2 separate regions of the Homo sapiens genome follow, and region 2 is linked to region 1. A link is a loop called in an ENCODE intact Hi-C map of the cell type or tissue named here. Cell type or tissue: transverse colon. All regions are shown on one strand. Each heading gives the region's core, and the rest is flanking DNA. Links, peaks and the distances in the headings are about the cores only.

The links. Peaks named below come from ENCODE experiments on the same cell type or tissue, not always from the same donor. Only the 100,000 strongest peaks of a DNase experiment are listed, where the experiment ranks them.
Region 2: a loop joins it to region 1, with 5 times the contacts of the local background. A loop is called at or near these places in 11 of 110 quality-filtered maps.

Annotation. Positions count from the first base shown.
Region 1 is chr3:73,519,593-73,522,513 of GRCh38, reverse strand. All of the region lies in intron 3 of PDZRN3 (PDZ domain containing ring finger 3), which reads left to right. It overlaps LOC101927296 (a long non-coding RNA gene), which reads right to left and starts at 1,192. Exons shown (of 2, transcript NR_121660.1): 1 at 871-1,192. In transverse colon, for the core only: a CTCF peak has its summit at 1,680; DNase peaks (open chromatin) are centred at 383 and 1,353; H3K4me3 peaks cover 1,347 bases; H3K27ac peaks cover 2,500 bases.
Region 2 is chr3:73,600,651-73,603,571 of GRCh38, reverse strand. PDZRN3 (PDZ domain containing ring finger 3) reads left to right here. Exons shown (of 10, transcript NM_015009.3): 3 at 1,111-1,218. Among named protein-coding and RNA genes, the nearest start is that of PDZRN3-AS1, 21 kb to the left of the region's middle. In transverse colon, for the core only: no CTCF peak of the experiment used is centred there; a DNase peak (open chromatin) is centred at 1,202; H3K27ac peaks cover 2,500 bases.

The sequences.
Region 1 (2,921 bases), core at 331-2,830:
GCCAAGGAGACTAAGGCCTAGAATGTAAGTAACTTGTTAGACATTGTCATAGCATGGCGATAAATGCAGACCCTTCTGAGGAGCACACAGCCTGCTCACTTTATAGCACTAGCATGTTTTGATGCTTATGGCCCCAAGGTAAGTTAAAATGTCTTTCATTTTTATGTCAGTAACTGGAAAGTCTAAAAGTTAAATTAAAAAGAATTCCACTTGTGAGGAAGATCATATCTGGATGTCTATCTCATGTGTATCTCCACATTTAGTGTTACTGTCGATCAGGGGCCAGCATACTTCTTTAAAGGGCCAGAGAGTCAATATTTTAGACTTTGTGGGTTATGCTGTCTCTGTCGGAACTACTCAGCACTACTGACGTGGCATGAAAGCGGCCGTCGACAAGATGAAAGTGAATGGGTGTGGCTGTGTTTCAATAAAACTTGATTTATGGACAGTGAAATTTGAATTTCATATAATTTTCACATGTCATAAAATATTATTATTTCAACCACTGAAAAGCTTATAAGCCTTACAGAAACAGCCCATGGGCCAGATTTGGCTCACAGGCTGTAGTTTGTCAACCCTGCTCACTACACTGAAGTCTTAGAACTTTGACAAAACAGAGAGGGAGAGGTGCATGCAACCACTGCTTCTACAACTCGTCCTTCCCCATGACAACAGGTATTTAACAAACATTTCTGAGGGCCTGCTACTGCATGACAGCCCCAATTTGGGCAGGAAAGATACAGAGACAAAACAAATGTTTTTCTGGAGGTTTTGTAGTCTACTTGGAGAGGCGTTGCAGGGTGGAAGAGGTAAAATAATAATAATAAGAAGAATAATTACAACGCAGTATGCAAAATGCTTTAGACTTACAGCAGAGTGTGCAGCAGCCATCGACTTCAGCAGGCATCTGGTGGATGCTGGGCTTCTAGAATCTCAGGCCCTCTGGAAGTGCATCTCAATCCCCCTCAGTATCTTGTAGCAGGCTAAGTCTTTTTGGAGAGACTCAACAAGTTTTTAGGTCGTGTGATGGAGTTCCTGATTGCACACTGCTGTGCTGGAGGCAATTCAGAGACCTCAGAGCAGCGAGCGAGCCCAGCATCTTTTTAATCTGGCGCCATCTGCCCGCCTACCCCTCCCAAATGCACATTTTGATCCTCTGAAGCTTGGCAAAGCTTTCCTCAGCTGATCTCAGCTCCTCAGAATGAGAGTTAATGGGGAATTGGAGGGCTGTGCACTGGCCCCAGTAAAGATGTCCAGAGCGTGAAGTCTTTCTGCAGGCTGAGCAGAGGAGGGGTGCTGACGGAGTGGCACGCACAACAACCCGTTTAACGAGTCCACCGGCAACCCAGTGCTCCTGAGGGAAAACATACATTGGCAGCACTTCCCCGTGCCTGTCTCCTCCTTTTTCTCTTGCTGACACGTCTCACTTGAATTAAATCCTGGGCTCTGCCATGCCAAGAGTCTTTGGTTGTATTCCTGCTGGCCTTTTCCAGCTGCCTAGCTTCCAAGCCATGTGCAACACATTCCTTCACTAGCTCCTGTTCTTAAATGTAGAGGTTCTCCGGGGCTCTGGCCTCAGCCCACTGATTTTCCAGTGTTTACACGCACCTTGAGTGATGTTATCCTTGCTTGTAGTTGTATTACCATCTGGGTGCTGATGGCTTTTGAATCAGTATTGCCAGTGAGACCTGCCCCCTAGCTTCAGGTTTCTTCCTCAAACTACCTCCCCAAGGGGCTCACCTCTTCCTTATCAACACCTGCTTGCCCCTGCTCCCCCTACCCCTGCTTTCATTTTTTTCTGTGTGTGTGTGCTTGTGTGTGTACAGACACGCATGTAATGTAGGACCTGGGAGTCTTTCATTGTCCTCCTTTTTCCTTTTCCCGCCCCTCTGCTAATTGAGACCCAAGTATCTGGAGGCCTTGATTCAGGGTTGGGCTGTAAAGACAACTTGGATTCTATTCAAAGAGTCTTTTACTTTAGTTCACTCTTGTTGTTGTTGTTGTCGTTGTCACAGGGTCTTGCTCTGTTGGCTGGGCGGGAACATGCAGTGGTGGGATCTCGGCTCACTGCAGCCTTAGCTTCCCGGGCTCAAGCGTTCCTCCTGCCTCAGCCTCCAAAGTTGCTGGGACCACAGGCACACGCCACCACACCCAGCTATTTTTTCATTTTTAATAGAGACAAGGCCTCACCATGTTGCCCAGGCTCCTCTTGAACTTCTGGGATCAAACAGCCCTCCCACCTCAGCCTCCCAAAAGTGCTGGTATTACAGGTGTGAGCCACCACACCTGGCCTAGTTTACTCTTGATATAGCTAATTAGCAGCCCCAAAGATATATAGGAGACAAAGCAGTTTGATATAGCTCTCTGTTACCTCTTTCTTCTCTAAGCAGAGTGCCAGGGGTGTCTTTCCATATGCAAACCTGATGATGTCATCTGCCTGCTTAAAACTCTTCTGTGTTCCCCCCTGCTTTAAGGGCTGACAGGTATGGATGGGATGCAGGTTTTGCAGTGCGCCACCCCCAAGGAACGCCATTCTCATCATAGTCTATGTGAATAACACCTCCTACAGCTGCAGGAGCATTGTACAGCCTGTACTGCTGTCTATGGCAGCTCTGGCCAGTAAGGTCTAGCAGTGCTTGGCCTTAGACTCCTGTCCCACCACATCACATATGACCCTCTCCCTGGTAGATAATCCCAAGGTTTCTGAGTCAGTAGTTCTGGGGTCAGGTATAAAAATCTGCCCTCCTATCACATTCCCGGGTGATGTGATGCTACTGTTCTGGGGAACACACTTTGAGAACCACTGGCATAGCCATAGCTTGACGTAACTTGATGTTTTTTCTGTTACGACTCTTTACTCACTTAGGGCTTCCAGGACATGCCTGGACATGGGCTGCCTAACCCAATTTTGCAAAAGCTGG
Region 2 (2,921 bases), core at 184-2,683, 81 kb before region 1:
GAGTTTTTGTGGAACATTCTGAGCTTACATTTCAAATGATTTTGTTTGGAAATATCACATGCTTGTGCCATTTAATTTATAAATCCATCTGTTAATCACTAGAAATTTAATCCGTACACTTGGAGAGAATTCATTGCAGTGCTGTTTGAAAAGAAGTTCGTGAACAAGCTGTGAGGGTTTTTTATGAGCTTGTTGGAGCCTTTTGATTTTAAGGAAAGGAAGGAGTTTGAACAGTGAGCTGTCTTCGTTCCCAGAAAGTTTTAGTTCTGACATTTAATTCAAAGATCTAAAGAGATTCAAGGAGGTCAGAGATCAGAATTTATTAGGACTAGAGTGATGGTAGTGCATCGGAACAAAAACAAAATATCTGTTTTCACAGTCAAATTATTAGATATTTACAAGTTTAATAACATTCTGTGCAAATGAGGATGTGGGAAAACACTCTGTCTAATGAACAATAAGTATAAACTCTCTGAAAAGCCATTTGGCAATATCTTTGAAATGTACATATCCTTTTACCCAACAGTTCCATTGTTAGGGATTTGCCCTAGAACTATAATAGCAAAGATAATTTAAAATACAAGTAGGAGAGTATTATCACAGCATTGTTTAATCACAGCAAATGAAAACAGTGTTTATTAGCCTCATGTTGGATACTGTTCAGTCACTTTAAGAAGTAAGGCAGACACGAATTGGTAGCAGAAGATCTTCATGATTTTTAGAGTTAAATGAGAGAGGCAAGGACATAAGAGTCAGACTAGCATAATCACATTTGTATGCAAAAAGGAACAAATGCATATTTAGGAATATGATGTGTTAAAATGTTTTCAAAAGGATGCATAAAGTCAAATAGCTACCATAGGCGGGGGAAGAAGGACAATGGGTTGGAGATGGCAGGGATGCATCATTTTATGTCCTTTGGTGTGGTTTGAAATATTTTACTGTGTGTGTATTTTAGTTTAAAACAGAAATTAGGAGAAACAAATACCTTTTACCCTATTGCCACTCTTGACACAGCAAGAGTCAATTACTGTTTTAAGAGTGCAAGCTTTACTTTCATGCTCAACTTAATGCCTAGCATTCATGCATGTTTTTTTTTTTAACCCAAAGGATAACCACGATGGATCATCCAGTGAAGGAATCTTTGTATCCAAGATAGTTGACAGTGGGCCTGCAGCCAAGGAAGGAGGCCTGCAAATTCATGACAGGATTATTGAGGTATGTGAATACTGGCCAGTGTCTTTGAATAGGCTGAATGCCATCCCATCTTCGTCTAGCTCAAAGCAAGATGTTTGACTGGGGAGGGAGGCCTAAAGTGGTAGATGGTTGAGCGGGAGTCTCACTTTTCCCATTGTGTGGGACCAGATTGAGTGTTGATTGCCTTGGTGTTAAATTTTTGTTAAATGTAGAAAAGCCAGATTATGAGTGGAATGTTCACAATTTGGCTTTTTTCATGTGGACCTCAATCTGTTTCGTATGCATCAGTTACAGTTTCGCGCGAAAACCGTTGAAGAGTTGGATGTTAGAACCAGATGAACGAACCCTGTTGTACAAATTGTGCACCCTGTTCATATTGATTACCAGGGTACAATTGTGTCAGCTTTGGAGTCATTCTAATGTCCTCAGAGCTCACACAGCACACACTTATTTCTACAAATGCATTGTTCTCTCTGTTAGTTTGTCGTCTTTGCCTGTTGTTAGTTGTACAACCTGATTGCCCAGGGATTTGCAGGCAGAGGTTGATATTAGGGTTCACATATCATCACTTACTCCATTTTCAGTTCGTCATTCATCATTTCAAACTTTTATACAGCAGGTTTGTAGACTCATGTAGGGGAAGTGGATCTCTCAGCCCCACCAGACAACACTTTGTAACAGGGTTGCAGTGTTCTAGGATGCTCTGAGTCACTAAAAGGGAGAGAATGATTTGTTGCCTTCTCATATGGGCTCTTGTTGCAAAGTTTGATATAAATGAGTAATTTTTTACTGGTGTTTTGACCATTTTCATAGCTCTTTGGATGGATACACATATGGGCTAAATTGATTGGCTTTCCTATTAGGCAAAAAGTAAATTTGAGAATCCACGATGATATGCCAGACCCCACAAGAAATTCACCCATGGGCCACAGCCGTAATATAGTGCAAATAGAAGAAACCAGAAAAACAGCACCGATACCAGTGGGTGTTTGTTTTCCACATGCATTTTTATCATGTCTGTATTTCCTGAGTATTTTCATGGCCTATTTCAAAATTTAGGACTGAGTGGGAGCTAGGACCACGAGCTAAGCCATAAGTGAAGTTCACATCACTCACTGGAATGTGGCCACAGGCTTCTCCTGGGGAAAGGAGCCTCAGCAAGACAGAGAACAAAGTCTTGCATTTCCAGTCTCATCTGGACACATTCTGCAACGTGCAGTATGCTTCAGGATAATTTGTAATCCTCAGGAAAATACACAGTTAAATCTCACAGGGAAAGCAAACTGAACTAGTTAGGGTGTAAGGCTCCCTCCTCGGAGGGAGTGTGATGTGCTAACTTACATGCTAAAATGATACTTGATTTTGTTTTAAGGACATTATTAATATTGTTGCATCCCCTTTGAATGTTTGAAGGGTTCTTAAACTTGGAGCTTTTTTTGCTGCATGGTTTAGAGTCAGTCTTTGTACTTCCCAGGTCAGGAGACTGGATTTTCCCTAACAGGAATTTGCTTGGGCAAGAGTGCTTTCTTAAGAGCTCAAATGCGTTACTTACTGTCTTTTTTGAGAGTGAATACATTTTCTGAGACTATTGTTCAAAAAGATAAGTACAGCTTCCGTTGCCAAGGGTTTGGTGGAACAGCCAGTTTCTCTAAGTAATGGAATTTCATTGCTCTTGTGTTTTGCAAATGAGAAATCTACAGCTGGGCAGGATTTTCTCTTGGCAA